2 separate regions of the Homo sapiens genome follow, and region 1 is linked to region 2. The links are chromatin loops, found by intact Hi-C in ENCODE. Cell type or tissue: dorsolateral prefrontal cortex. All regions are shown on one strand. Each heading gives the region's core, and the rest is flanking DNA. Links, peaks and the distances in the headings are about the cores only.

Region 1 (7,640 bases), core at 1,784-6,783, 620 kb before region 2:
GTATATGTGAGCCACACCCTCCCTCCACGTACATTGCGGGCAGTGACTCTGATAGCTGGGGTCTGAGTCCATGGCCAGTGAAAAGAACAAGTGGCTCCTGTTTTCAACTTTAGGGGCTGAATTCTGAATGGCGCCACTTGCGTTGCCCTGCCTTGGGCTCTGGAATAGGGGAAATTATAGGAAGGGAAGGGAAGAAAGCAATCGTACCTGAAGAAGAGAGACATTGGCAAGGCTGAGTCTGAAGAGGTAGTTCCTGTGAAAATGGAAACAGACATCCTAAGTGACGCTGGTTCTGCAGGCAGGACCCAGGGAGCAGCCTCCTGGCTTGGGCCTCCTGGGACGCCAGGACTGGGTGCTGATTGCCTAGGGTCAACCCCTAAGGAGAGCTTTACCTCCATTTGCTCACTTAATCTTCACACAACCCTGGGAGGAAATCCAGGAAGCTCCAAGTTACAGATGAAGAAGCAAGGTGGGTAAATGGCCCAAGTCACCAAGATAGTAAGTGAAGGAGTTAGGATTGAAACCCAGACTTTCCTCCAAGTTCCATGCTGTCTCTGCTCCCAGCCAACTCAGCTAGCCCTGGGAGGAACCCCTTGACCCCACCTTTTCCAACCATGGAGGCTGTTAAATGTAAAGCCTCACAGCACTCTTACAGAGATGCAGACAGCCAGCTTCCTCCTACTCTGGCCCTCCACCCTGACTCACCCCTTCTCACACAGGCCAGCCATCTCTCCTGGCTCCACATCCCGGGGTCCTGAGTCCGATTTGTTTGTTCATCTCCTGCAGTCTCTCCAGCAGTCAGTGACTCCAGGTCTGACCTTTCTGTGGCCACCTTTCTGGACCACCCTCTCTCCTCTAACCCAAACGACCCCATCCACCACCTCACCATCCCTCTCCCCACAGTCCAGCCTGCACAGGGCTTCCAGACTTATCAACCTCAAACAGTTTTCACCTTCAGTAACAAAGAGGATACTACTAGTAGTAATAATGATATCAGACACTTATTGAGTATCATAAGTGTCAGCTGCTGCTGAAATTTGTTTGCATGGATGCTGGAGTCAGAAGGCCACCATGCACAGACAGGGAGAATTCCAGCTCAGCCACCTGCCACCTTCTGAGAGTCTCAGTGCCTGCATCTGTACAATGGGGAAGTGAATGGCTATCTTTCTTATTTCACAGGACTGTGGAGACAGAGGAATGGTGTGATGCACATTTAAAGGCTCTGTTCATGCTGAACAGATGCAAAGTCTTGATTTCCCCCACCAATTTTCTTTCTTTGGTTCTTCTGTCTTCTTTGGGCTATTCCTATTTTGGTTCCTAAACTTTTTAGGAACAAAGATTTTAGAAAGTTCTGGCCTACCTCAGCTGAGGAGGGAAATGAGGGGAAAGGCTGTGGAGTGGGACCGGAAGAGAAAGAGGGCCCCTGCTGAAGGAATCCAGAGCCGGAAGGAGATGCCGCAGGCCAGGAGGCTTCTCTTCCCAGCTCTGGCTCCAGGCCCAGGCCCCACTCATCTTCTTTGCTGTCCTGGGGCTGGGCGGGCCTCCCAGGTGACCTTGGCTCCAGGCCTCTGCTGTCCTTCTCCAACCCCCTCCCCAAGTCCTTAGCAGAGCTCTCCCTATCCCACCCTCCTGGCCTGGGAACAGATAAGCTCCAGCTTATGGCTGTGCCCCAGCTGCCTGCTTAGGTAACACAGGCATCTGCTCACAGCTTTAACAAATTAGGGGAAACATTGCATCACTTTATTCATTTTTATCCCATCAAAAATCATTCATCACAACATCGCAGTCAACTCTCCTGGGAGCTGGAATATGAGAACAGAGAGAAATCTCTGTAGCCTGACCCACCCTAAATCCCTTTCGGAACAAGGGAGGGTTATAAATGAATAAAAAATTTCCCTAGCCTGAATTCCAGAGATCCAGGGGTCAAGAAGAAGGGAAGACAATGTCAGGCAGAAGAAAAGGAGGAAGGAAAATGAGCTGGAGACAGGAAAAGAAAGTGGCCAAAGACCCACTACATTGGCTCTAAGAAGCCTAAGGGACCAGGTCTAGAATTGAGTTTCCCTGTCCATCTGAGGGCATAGCCAGGCTCAAGGATGCAGGAAAAAGTGTCCCTCCATCTTTGTGTGGGAAGCCTCCAGACAGAAAACATAACCACCTTCTGGGGAAGCCGCAGAGCGGATGAGGAAGAACAGTGTGACCACAGTCACAGGGTAACATAACCTCTCTGAGCTTCAGTTTCCTGGTCCATAAAATGGGGGTACATAGAACCCACTTCCTGGGTTCACCCACTTGTGAAGATTCAATGATTTACTGCAGGCATGATTTACTACATGTATTAGATTAAATACATGTGTGATTTACTACCTTTACTACATGCAGTAACTGACTTACTACATATATGACATATAAAATAGTGCCTGGCACATGGCCGGTGCGGAATAAATGGCAGCTTTTGAAATGCTTTCACAAGGTTCAGAGTAGAGTCTTCGGATGCTACCATTTGGGTTTGTTGAAGTACACATGTAAAACTAGTGAAATCAGAATTAGGTTGAAGGATCACATCAAGGCCAGTTTCCTGATTTTAATGTTGTCCTACAGTTATGCAAGATGTTAGCCTTGGGGGAAACTGGGTGAAGGGTATATGGGATCTCTATTATTTCTTACAACTGTGTGTAAATCGACAGTCATCTCAAAATAGAGAGTAAAACAATTACTCTCTTTGCTGGGAAAATAAAGTCCATCCTCCTGTATAGTTGCATATGGACAGACTCCCTCTGGGGGCACAGTCAGGAACCTCACCACTAGGTGAACCTTCAGTCAGGGGTCCTGCTTGTTTGAGGGGGTGGCCCTGCTTTTCACCATATACTCCTTTGTACCTTTTGAATGTCCTACCATAAGACAAAATAGTTAATTTAAAAATTAAAAAATTAAAAGAAAAATGCTTTCAGGCCCAGCTTCACAGCAGCCCTGTGAGACTGGTGGCACAGAGACTGTAACCCAGACTTTACAGATGAGGAAACTGAGGCTCCAAGGTCAAGATCCCCCAGGACAGGAACCCAGCTCATCCACACCTAATCCAGAGCTGTGTTCTTGACTTGCCTCATTTTCATACAGCAAATGAAGGGGTGGAGACACTAAAGAAAGCTCCAGGGCAAGGATGGTCAGCTACAGCATGGCCCGGAAGTGCCCAACCCAGTGGCCATCCTCTCCCCAACCCCACACCCACTGAGTCAGAACCTCTGGGCTGCAGAGCTGAAAAGTAGTGCAGTCCCAGGCGATAACACAGACAGACCTGCAGAGAAACTCTAGGCCTGGGTTAAGGAGACCTGGCTGTAGTCCCCACACCCTGTTGTCATCATGCTATGTGATGCTGGGAAGGTCACCTTCCCCTCTCAGTGCCTCTGCTACCGCCTGTTTAAAATAAGGACGGTTGGATGACACCAGAGATTCTCAAACTTGAGTGTGGTCAGGCCACCTGGAAGGGTTGCTAAAACACAGGTTGCCTCTTCCCAGAGTTTCTGACTCAAGAGGTCTGAGAAGGACCCAAGAATCTGCATTTCCAACACATTCTCGGGTGCTGCTGGGCCAGAGACTGCACCATGAGAGCTACTGGGGTCGGCCCTCTCTAAGCCCCCTCCCTACCAGAGCCAATGTTCTGTGGTTTCATGAGGAATGAGCTCCTCCTAGTCCACCCAGAAAGTCTCCACAGGTTCCCCCAGAGAGTACTGTCTGTTGATATTGGATCTGAACAGTGGACTAAGAGGTCAGGCCAAAGGTAGGTGAGGTCCTTCGGGAAAGGTTCTACCCCTACCCAGCCGTCCCAGGTGCAGGCCGCCGGCTGGCCGGCAGGGGGCCCCTGGGCACCTTCTCTGCATGGAACTCCCGGGGAATTGGCCCAGAAAACCATTCTGACAGCCGGGCAGGGACCAGGCAGGGACCGGGCAGGAGGTGGCCAGCAGGCGTCCCTGCTCTCACTAACTGCCAACCACAGGGGCCTGCAGCTGGCTGAGATTGCGAGGTCAAGAGTCACCCCCACCCCCACCCAGCCGAAACACGCTTCCTCCTGTGGGGGGACAGACATCCACAAGGAGAGGGCCCAGCAGAGAGGATGGGGCCCAGCACGCGGGGCTGCCCAGGTGAGTTCATCCTGAATAATATTCCCTCTACCCAGCTCCAAGCCCCTGCACTTCCCACCCCGACCCTTCTGCCCCTTGTTACCTGGCTCCCACGATGAGCTGGTTCCCGGAGGGGTCCAAAGCCAGCTGGGAGAAATCCCGGGCTCCAGGGTAGGTGAAGTTAGAGACCCACGGCTGCAGGTCTGGTGGAGGGAGAGGCAACCCTGTGGTTACTGTTGGGCCAGAGGCTCCCAGCTGCATCGCAGCAGACCACAGAACAGAAGGGTGAAAGTCAGGGGGAAGTGGGGCGGTGGCACCCGGGAGACCTGGTGCCACCTGCCCACCTCTGTGTGCCCCTAGGGACTTGGGAGTGGGTGTTGTAGTCATTCTTCTGCCACACTCCTTAGCTCAGAGGAGGGCACTACCCTCCCCACAGAGGCATGAAGGGATACTTATACTCGCCCTTGACTTCCCCCAGACCTTCACTAGCCACATAAGTACACACTGGTAAATCCTGCCTGTTCTACCTCTACACTGCCTCTGAAATCCATCCACTTTTTTCCCACTGTATCCCACCTACATCCAAGCCACCACCAGCTCTTGTCTGGAGCAGTGCCAACAGCCTCCTAACCAGCCTGGCTTCCAGGCCTGCCCCTCGAGTCCTTTTCCCACAAAGCAACCTGAACGCTTGTTCTCAAATGCAAATGTGGTCATGTCACTCTCCAGCCCAGAACCCATCCATAGCTCCCAACTACCCCCAGGAAAAGTCCAACTCCTGCGAAGGCCCTTGGGTTCTGGTCCACTGTCCTCCCAAGTCCAGTGCCTGGCACAGTGATTATTTACTGATCCCCTGAAAGAATGATGCTTCACCTTTTACATTCCCTAAACTCTCCACCCCAGCCACACTAAAACACTTCACACTTCCCCAAATCCATCCCACAAGAGCCTGCAAACCTTTGTGCTTCTGTTCTCCCTTGATGGAACAATTCCTGTTCACCCCCATCCCTACCTCCTCCAAGAAGCCTTCTCTGACTGCTTCAAGCCAGGCTAAAGGGCTCCCATAGTCTTCTACTTTACTGCCACACTGTGTGTCTAGCCTGGTAGTTTGCCCTGGGGGCCAAGAAAGACTTTGCTTCCTAGATCTCCAGGCTCAGTCCAGCACCTAGCAGTGTTTGAACGAATATATGAATAATCCTCAATTCCTTCTTGTATGAGGGGAATTGGATTTTCAGACAAGATTCTGCAGAGGTGGGAGGTGCAGAGATTGGGCGGTCAGTGTCCACCCTGCCTCCAAGGAAGGTTGTTCCCAATCAAGGCCTTTCAAAGGGACTGGGTGGGCAGAGAGGAGACCTCACGGCCTCTGGGCGGATGGGGAGTGGTCTGGGAGGGCCTGCTTAGAAAGTGCCAGCTGACTCGCCCGGTTTCCCTCCTGCTGGAGACACACTTCTCCCTTCTTGATTCACAGCCTCCTGATAGCTCTCCCTCAGCCTATGCATGACCCATGGATGGGTGGGAATTGGCAGCAGTAAGGAGAGAGCCATGGAGCAGAGGAACTTTCATGCCGCTGTTGGTAAAGATTCAGGGTAATGGGAGGCACTGTGCTTTCTCCCCACAGTGCCTTAGCAACTGACTCACAGAAGGGCCAGGAGAGAGAGAGAGATAGAGAGAGAGGCAGAGAGAGAGAGAGAGTCTGTGTGTGTGTAATCCAAAGGAAATAAATCATTGCTCATTATCCCTCCACTACAGAGTAAAAGCAGCCCTTCATTTCTGCACGACAGGCAAACATTTAATCGCTCCCTGGAGAACTGGAGGTTTTGTGAGTTGGATGTTTTTCAGAAAACTGTGATAGGCATGATTAAAAAAAGAAGAAGAAAGAAATTCTGCAGCAAAATGAAGCAAACCCCTTGGGCCTGCCTTTGCCCCCAGCAGGTGATTATAGGTTGGTGACTATAGGTTGGCAAGAATTGTCATGTAGTCACGATGGCTTTTGGGCAATATAGGATAAGAAGTGGATCTGGAGTCTGGTGGGTTAGGTTTTTAGCTGACCTCTCAGAAATCCTGGATAAATATTACATTACCTTAGAAATGAAACCAAGGATCCTCCTCCTCCAGGAAGCGTTCCTGGATTACAACCTCTCCACCCTGATCTTATTTTGCTCCACATTCTCTCTATTTTTCCATTCCATTCACATTGTATGTTATGGTGTATTTGACCACTCTGAATGTGGTCAAATATTTTCTGTGTGTGTAGGGCAGGGTCTTCCCTGTCCCTATGAGACTGGGTGCTCCCTAACAGCAGCAAGCACCTTAATTTCCTCCTTCCCTTTCAACAAGGGCATTCCAGATGTAGGCAGCTAAATGAGGGAGGAGGTGGCATGACGGGTCTGCAGTAGATACTCCATCTGGGGACTTCCCAGCTCAGTCTTCACTTAGGCCCTTTCTTGGGGAGGAGGGGAAAAGAAGAGGAAACAGGGTACAAGATGGGATAAAAATGGGGAGGTGGGGGTGGGGGCATGGAGGGTGGTGGCCTCTTCCAGTTTCCGTCCCTCTCCCAGTAGCCCTCACCCACATGGGCAAGGGGGATGGGGGAAGTGGGGAGAGAAGGAGCCGGGCATAGCACGGGGATCCTAGGGGGGCCTTGGGAAGGGAACCAGCCTGCTCGTATTAAACAGGCCAAGGGGACCAGAGGGAAGGCTGTCTTTAAAACACCAAGCACGTTCCGAGCTCTGTGTGCGGCAAAGGCTTTGGACGGTGACTTTAAGAGAAAAAGACATTCTCCATGACACGCCTGTGATTTTAATTATAGTCAATTCAATTACCCACCTTGTGGATTAACCACCGTCATTTGTTAAGTCCAGGCTGGCTTCTCCTGCTGCCTGGAAAGGTAACACTGGCAAATGAGAGAATATGCAGGCTGAAGAGAAACACAGCTTGGCCCCCCTTAAGAGAAACCCACAGGGGAAAATTTAGCCTTACAAAACAGAAAAACAGCAGTCAGATTCTGTGACTGGCAGCTCCTCTAGGGTATTTAGGGGTTATTCACAGCTCAGTCAGGTGTCAGGGGAGAGGGAAACTCACAGTTACAAGGCTGGCAGCCTACAGATTGGTCAGAAAGGAAGTGTAACATCCTAGGGGGCTTGGAGGCTGGGGTTGGTGCTGTCCTTGATTAGGGCAACTTCTCCTGAACACAGCATCCCCAGAGCACAGTCCTTTGCCCAGCATGAATTGAGTCCCTACTGTGTGCTCAGCTGTGCTAAGGGATGTGGGAACACAAGAGAACCAGTCCTGGTCCAGGACCAGAACCAGTACCAGCTGGGCTGAGGGACCAAAGGCAGTGACTTTTAACCAACAATACGAGATCATTAGGTACGCAGAGGAAACTCTTGTTCACCTCTGAGGCCCCACAGCATCCCCTTCTGTGCCTGGCACAAAGCAGGGCCCAATAAAAATTCAGCAAACGGATAGGAAAACTCAAAGCTGTCAGAATGGGGAAGGGGAGAGGGGCATTCCTTCATTCTGTAGGAG
Region 2 (7,640 bases), core at 1,740-6,739:
CTTAGCCAGTGCAGTAAGACAAGAAAAAGAAATAAAAGGTAAATAAACTGAAAAGCAAGAAATAAAACTGTCTTTGTTCAAAGATGATATGATTATCTATATAGAAGATCTCAAAGAATCTACAAACACACACACACACAAAATCCTAGAACTAATAAGCAAGTATAGCAAGGTCACAGGATATAAGATCAATATATGAAGGTCAATTGCCTTTCTCTGTACCAGCAATGAACCACCAAAATTTTAAAGTTAAAAAAAAATCATTTATACTAACACCAAATAAAAACACATATAACTCTAACAAAACAGAGAATTGCTATGTGAAAAACTGCAAAACAATGATAAAAGAAATCAAAGATCTAAATAAGTGGAGAAATATTATATGTCTGTGGATTGAAAGAGTCAATATTGTTAAGGTGTCAATTATTCCCGACTTGCTCTATAGATTCAACACAATCCCACTCAAAATCCCAGGAAGCTATTTTGTAGATGTTGACAAAAAGATTCCAAAGTTCATATGGAAAGGCAAAAGACCCATACAATACTGAAAAAAGAAGGAATAAAGTTAGAGGACTTCTACTACCAGATTTTAAGACTTATAATCAAGGTAATCCTGGTATTGGCAAAATAATAAACATATACATCAATAGAACAGAGGGGCCAGAAATAGATCCAGCAATAACTGATCTTTGACAATGGCATAAAGACAACGCAATGGAGAAAGAATAGACTTTTCAACAAATCGTGCCGAACAACTGGATGACTATATGTAAAAAAATAAATAAATAAAACTAGACACAGACCTGACACCTTTCACAAAAATTAACTCAAAATGGATCACAGACTGAGGCGGGAGGATCACCTGAGGCCAGGAATTTGAGACTGGTGTGGGCAACACAGCAAGACCCCATCTCTAAAAAATAAATTGAGGCCGGGTGAAGTGGCTCATGCCTGTAATTCCAGCACTTTGGGAGGCCAAGGCAGGCAGATCTATTGACCCCAGGAGTTCAAGACCATCCCTGGCAACACGGAGAAGTCCCATCTCTACAAAAAGCACAAAAACTAGCCAAGTGTGGTGGTGCACGCCTGTAGTCCCAGCTGCTTGGGAAGCTGAGGTGGGAGGATCACCTGAGCCCTGCAGATCAAGGCTGCAGCGAGCCATGACCATGACACTGCACTCCAGCCTGGGTGACAGAGCAAGACTCCGTCTCAAAAAAAAAAAAAAAATGATATACAATAGATGTGCATATTTTCAGGGTACATGTGATATTTTGACATATTCATGTAATATGTAAAGATCAAATCAGGGTAATCGAGATATCTATAGTAACAAGTTTTCAGACACAATACCAAAGCACAATCCATGAAAGGGAAAACTGGTTAAGTTGTACATTATTAAATTTAAAAATCTGTGCTTCCTCAAAGACACTATTAAAAGAATCAAAAGACAAGCCCCAGAGCAAGAGAAAATATTTGCTGAACACCTGTCTGATAAAGAATTTGTATCCAAAATATAGAAAGAATTCTTAAATCTCAACAAAAAAACAATCCAACTGAAAAATGAGCAAAGACCTGAATAGACACCTTGCCCCAAAAGATGACAAATGAGCATATGAAAAGATGTGCCATAGCATTTGTCATTAGAGAAATAAAAATTAAAACAACAACTACCACTACACGCCTATTAGAATGTCTGAAGTCCAACAAACTGGCAAACTGGACTTGACTAAAATTAAAAATTTCTGCTCCGCAAAAGATACTGTAAAGGGAATAAAAAGACAAGCCTCAGACCAGGAGAAAATATTTGCAAAAGATAATATTTGACAAAGGACTGTTATCCTAAACTTAAAAAGACCCTAAAACAGGGGTCCCCAGTCCCTGGGCTGCGCAGCAGGAGAGCAGCAGGTGAGTGAGTATCACTGCCTGAGCTCCACCTCCTGTCAGATCAGCAGCAGTGTTAGATTCTCATAGGAGCATGAACCCTAGTGTCAACTGTGCATTCAAGGGACCTAGGTTGAGTGCTCCTTATGAGAATCTAATGCCTGATGATCTGAAGTGAAACAATTTCATCCCAAAACCACCCCCTCCCCTTATCCCCAGTCCATGGAAAAAATGTCTTTCACGAAACCAGTCCCTGGTGCCAAAGAGGTTGTGGACCGCTGCCTTAAAAGATACTTTACCAGGCTGAGGTGGGAGGGTCACTTGAGGCCAAGACCAGCTTGAGAAAGATAGCAAGATCCCATCTGTACAAAAAATTAAAAAAATTAGCTGGGCATGGTGGCTCACACCTGTAGTCCCAGCTACTTGGGAGGCTGGGGCAGGAGGATCACTTGAGCCCAGGAGTTCAAGGCTACAGTGAGCTATGATTGCTCCACTGCACTCCAGCCTGGATGACAGAGTGAGACTGTCTCAAAAAAATAAACAACAAAAAACACCTCATCAAAGAGGACCTACAGATGCAAATAAGCATATTAAAAGATGCTCTACGTCATGTATAATCAATACACCACTACACACCTATTAGAAGGGTCAAAATCCAGAGCACTGACAATACCAAACGCAGCAGAGGATGTGGAATAAGAAACTCTCATTCATTACTCTTGGGAAAGCAAAACGGTACAGACACTTTAGAAGACTGTTTGGCAGATTCTTACAAAACTAAACATACCCTTAGCATATAATCTAGCAATCATGCTCTTTGGTATTTATCCAAAGGATTTGAAAACTTGCATCTGCACAAAAACCTGCACACAAATGTCCATAGCAGCTTTATTCACAATTGGCAAAACCTGGTAGCAACCAAGATGTACTTTACTAGGAGAATGGGTAAATTGTGGTACATCCAGACAACGGGGTATTATTCAGTGCTAAAATGAAATGGGCTATCAAGCCATGAAAAGACATGGAGAAAACTTAAACACATATTACTAAGTCAAAGAAGTCGGTCTGAAAAGGCTGCATACTGTATGACATTCTGGAAAAGGCAAAACCATGGAGACAGTGGAAAGATCAATGGCTTCCAGGGCTCTGGGGGATAAACAGGTAGAGTACAGAAGATTTTTAAGACAAGCCCCAGAGTGGGAGTGAAAACACTCTGTATGACAGTATAATATTAGATATATGTCATTATAAATTTGTCCAAACCCAACGATTGTACAATGCTAAGAGTGAACTATGGGCTTTGGACAAAAATGATGTGTCAATGTACATTAATCAATTGTAACAAATGTACTACTCTGGTTGGGGATGTTGATAATGGGAGACTATGCATGCGTGGAGGAAGGGGGCCTATGGGACATGTCTGTACCTTCCTCTCAATTTTGCTGTGAACCTAAAACTGCTCTAAAAAAATAGCATATTTTTAAAAATTAATGGAAAGATGTTTACAGTGAATGAAGAGAAAAAAAATCCTCTCCCAAGAAAAGGAAACTGAACTATAAAAATGACATATCACGGTCATACAAATTTTCCGAAGCTTTCTTGCTCCCTTTTAACACATTGTTCAACTCCTGCCACAGAAGCATAAATCAAATTATTCTTTGGCTAAAAGATGACTCAAGTTTTCACTTTTTGGTTCAACAGGATTTACTCAACTTGGTAACTACTTGGTGTTCCCAACTTTGCAGGACTAACCTTGCTTTTGAAGCTAAGAATAGGTGTAAGGTTGACTTCAGACTATCACAAACCATCGCACCAAAGAACTGCTGAAATATGGCACCCATTTTCATCAAGCAAATCAAACTCATGTTGGATTTAAAGGTATCTTATGCTTTACAATTAAGAAATATTTATAAAATAATCTCCATCAGGGCAATGTAGACAGCTCCAGCTTTTCCTTACCTCGAATCTTAAGGATCAAGTCATCAGACAGTGATAGAAAAACATCCATTTCTATTTTCTCTGCTTAACTTGCTCATTCCTCAGTTTCAGCTATTGATTAATTACTATCTATTTTTATTAGAAGTCATCCCGAAGCCCTATAATTTCTGAGAAAAATCTCCTTACTAATACAAGGGTGCCATCTAGTGGTGACCATAGTAAACGTCTGTTACAGAAAACGTGTTGTGTGTGTCCTCTCTCAATTCTGTATTCTGATGGGACTTTCAAAATTTATCTAGAGGGAAAAAGGTAGTAGAACTACTGTACTTGAAATGAATTTCCAAACACTCATACTTTGGCACGTTTAAACATCTAGCGTACCCTCCTTTTACATCACTACTCAGATCATTGACATTCATTTCTGAAGCAACATCACATTTACAGGTTCACAGAATTTCAGAACGAGTGGCTGTAAGGAATGATAGAGATCATCACGTATTCAGTCCAATGCCCTCGTTTTTCACATGTGGAAACTAGGCCCAGAGGGAAGGTGTCTGACTTGTCAAACGACTAGTAATGTTTCCAACAGGGTGTGCCCTGGGTTGATTTCTGACGGACTGGACAGCCAGCTAATACTATCTCATAGAGAAGGCACCTTAAGGTCTCAATAATAGGTTTCCATTCCAAAGAAAGACTTAGTTGTTCCTGCAGGGACAGCAGAGGATAAAATTCCCTGATCTGGGCTCTCTTCATAGCTTTCCCTTCTGAACTCCAACTAGGCACAGAAATCCTCGGGGACTGTTTTTGCCTCATACTTGGGTGCTGCTCACTGAGTGCTTGCAAAGTGCGAGGTACCAGGTGGTGTATACCTGGGTAAGTCTTCCACCCTCCCTGCTCAGGCTCTTTAGGCTACAAATGAGCATGCTCTATTTCTCTCTTCCTTTCCTTCATCTCAGTTACATTCACACAGAGCAGGGAACAACTAACAGAGCTTGGTGTTCCACGCCAAGGAAACCATATGTACAAAATTATGGAGGTGTGAAAAAGCAAGGTTTATTCAGAGAACAGGGGCTGAAGCTTTGTGTATCAGGAGCACAAGATGCAGGTGCATTTTCTTCTCTCCTTGTCTGGAGGGGAGCAGGGAACATTTGATCAGGAGACAACAGAATGAACCAGAGCTAAGGCAGAGGGAGGCTACTAAGCTGGTCTGGTCTGAAGCGCTTAACTGATTTGGGAAAGATTAAAGTTTGAATATGACCACTTATGGTCTTGACCGTTAGAGCTCCATTGTCAGGATGCTGGAAAACTACTGTATTTGAATAAATGACAAAGGCAGAATTAATTGCAAAGGAGGGGAAGGTTGGATTTGGCAACCTCCTACCCAGGCCTCCAATCTCCCCAGGCGGCTCTCCAGGGGTCAGCCTTAGAAACCTCTAAGCAGGGGAGACAGGCTAGCTGCCTGGCTAGGTTACATCCCTTTCTCCCCCATCCCCCTGCCATCACCACCACTAAACATGCTCCCAGGCAGAAAGCAATATTTAAATCTGAATAAGAAATGTTTGTTATCCATATTTGTGACAGGGGTCCCGGTAAGAACAAGGCTTAAAGAGAGCCAGTAGAAGCTGCGCCAGCCCCCAGAAACTAAAAGGGAGTTAGAGCTTTGGATTAGAAACTTGTTCTTTGGGGATGGTGGTTTTTATACTGTACTGTCTGTATTTTGGGTAATTATTCCTTTTTGTCTCTTTCTTACAATTTGGTAAGGTTCATTTTTAAAATGTCAGCTAAGTGGAAACAATGCAGTAATGTTTCTGTGCCCAGCCACACTGCTGAAGGCTGGGCACAGGTGTGAAAGCAGAATTCCAGGAGAGAGAAATTTGGAGGAATTCCCCCCTTCCCTCTAAGATGCTCTCCTTCCAGAGTTCTCTTCTGCTAAAATTTGGTGGGTTCTGTGTCTGGTTTTAAAAATAAGTGATGGCAGTTCCTTTACAATACTGCATTGTGAATGACTGATAAAAACTTGGCCCTCTCAAAGTAGCGGGGGGGCAGAGGAGGGAGTGTTACAGTTCAAGGGAGGATTCAGTTAGCTCTAATTAGTGGGCTGGAAAGATTTTTTTGGTAGGAAGAGGGGTGGGTCTCCCTAGCGGCTGCTCTGCTTCCTACCTGGCAACCTTTGTTACCTAATAAAATCAGTCTGGAGCCATACGCTACCGATGAATATTAAGGTGATTATGATTTTTTTGGAATTCACTTAAAATTTTTTAATAAAGTGTCTTCTGTTTGAGGGAGGAGTGCAAGCTGGCACACACAGCAAATATCTGAAACCACAAATCCAGGATATCCTAAGTGAAAGGTCTTTTGTCCCTGCCTGTTGATGAAATTAAAGTGCAAATACTAAGCTTTAGATATAACTCTCTGGGCTGTGACTGAGCTACAATTTTCTATCAAAAGAAAACTTCTAGAGTTGGTAGTACAATTTCTGACATGAAAGTTCACTAAATGCACAGTGTCACATCTTACCAAGAGTATCTTCAGTTCCACTACCTGCACCTCTAATCCCCATCCATAAAGAGGGGAACCATATTGCAGAGTCAGCTGAGAACCATAGCCCCCATGCCTCTTCCACAATCTAATCTTGAAGACGACACAGAAAAGATATAACACTTCTTAATACTTCATTCAACACAAATCACACCACATGAATAAAAAACCACAACTCTTCTTTGCAGTATTACGGAAAAAAAAAAAAACATATCTCAGGGTGGGTTTTGGTGTCTGTTTATTTTTTGAGACGGGGTCTCACTCTGTCGCCCAGGCTGGAGTGCAGAGGCACAATTTCGGCTCATTGCAACCTCCGCCTCCTGGGTTCAAGTGATTCTCCCACCTCAGCCTCCCAAGTAGCTGGGACTACAGGCGCCTGCCACCATGTCCAGCTAATTTTTGTACTTTTTGTAGAGACAGGGTTTCACCATGTTGGCCAGGCTGGTCTCAAATTCCTGACCTCAGGTGATCTGCCCGCCTTGGCCTCCCAAAGTACTGGGATTACAGGTGTGAGCCACCACGACTGGCCTATTTTTTAAAATTCTCATTTCTAAAAGGAAAAACACTGAATAAATATAAAAGCTTTGCAAATCTTAGATTGAGGGCTGCAGCCACAGCATTTGAGAAATCCCATCCTTCTATTATCAATACAAAACAAACCACCTACTTTGAAAAAGTTGAGGTGTGGGAACTCATTTACAGCTACACAGAAATGAGCCCCTCCATGGATTTTAGTTGATTGTTTCTGGAGGCCGTATTTGCCAAGTTGCATTGTCACAACCGTGAGCAAGACGCAACCCCAACTCATACTAAGAATGAAGGGCCCTGAAGTGCTCACTTGCAAAGAAATTATAATTTAAGAAAATTAAGAATATGAAAGAGTTACATTTATATATATCTAAATATTGAACATTAGAGGAACAATAATCTTTTAATATTATTCTATGAGATTATGTTGCTTAAGTAATAATAAGAGCTACCATTTTATTGGGCAATTTTCAATACAGCCATGTTTCAGATATTGTGCTGAGTGTTCTTCATGCATTTTTCCATTTAATTTTCACAGCAATCTGTGAGGTAGGTATTCTTATCCCCCTTTTACTGATGAAGAATTAAATGAGCACAAAAATTGAGTTACTTCCTGGAATCACACAGCTAGTGAGTAACCCTAGTCTGACTCAGGTCTATACTTTTCATCAACAATATGTAAACTAAAGGTATCTCAAGGCTTTAAAATAAGTTTCTGAAGACTAAGTTGTTGTAATGAAAACTTTCAGAATGCT

Evidence for each region. Hi-C counts contacts between places; a loop is a spot of excess contacts. Peaks named below come from ENCODE experiments on the same cell type or tissue, not always from the same donor. Only the 100,000 strongest peaks of a DNase experiment are listed, where the experiment ranks them.
Region 1: it touches region 2 in a loop (4-fold over the local background); 14 of 110 quality-filtered maps call a loop at or near these places.

The regions. Positions count from the first base shown.
Region 1 is chr3:122,939,218-122,946,857 of GRCh38, forward strand. SEMA5B (semaphorin 5B) reads right to left here. Exons shown (of 23, transcript NM_001031702.4): 4 at 4,219-4,318; 5 at 208-253. Among named protein-coding and RNA genes, the nearest start is that of LINC02035, 57 kb to the left of the region's middle. In dorsolateral prefrontal cortex, for the core only: CTCF peaks have their summits at 3,864 (motif pointing right) and 4,078; a DNase peak (open chromatin) is centred at 3,874.
Region 2 is chr3:123,555,226-123,562,865 of GRCh38, forward strand. All of the region lies in intron 3 of HACD2 (3-hydroxyacyl-CoA dehydratase 2), which reads right to left. Among named protein-coding and RNA genes, the nearest start is that of HACD2, 26 kb to the right of the region's middle. In dorsolateral prefrontal cortex, for the core only: a CTCF peak has its summit at 4,023 (motif pointing left); no DNase peak of the experiment used is centred there; H3K27ac peaks cover 1,593 bases.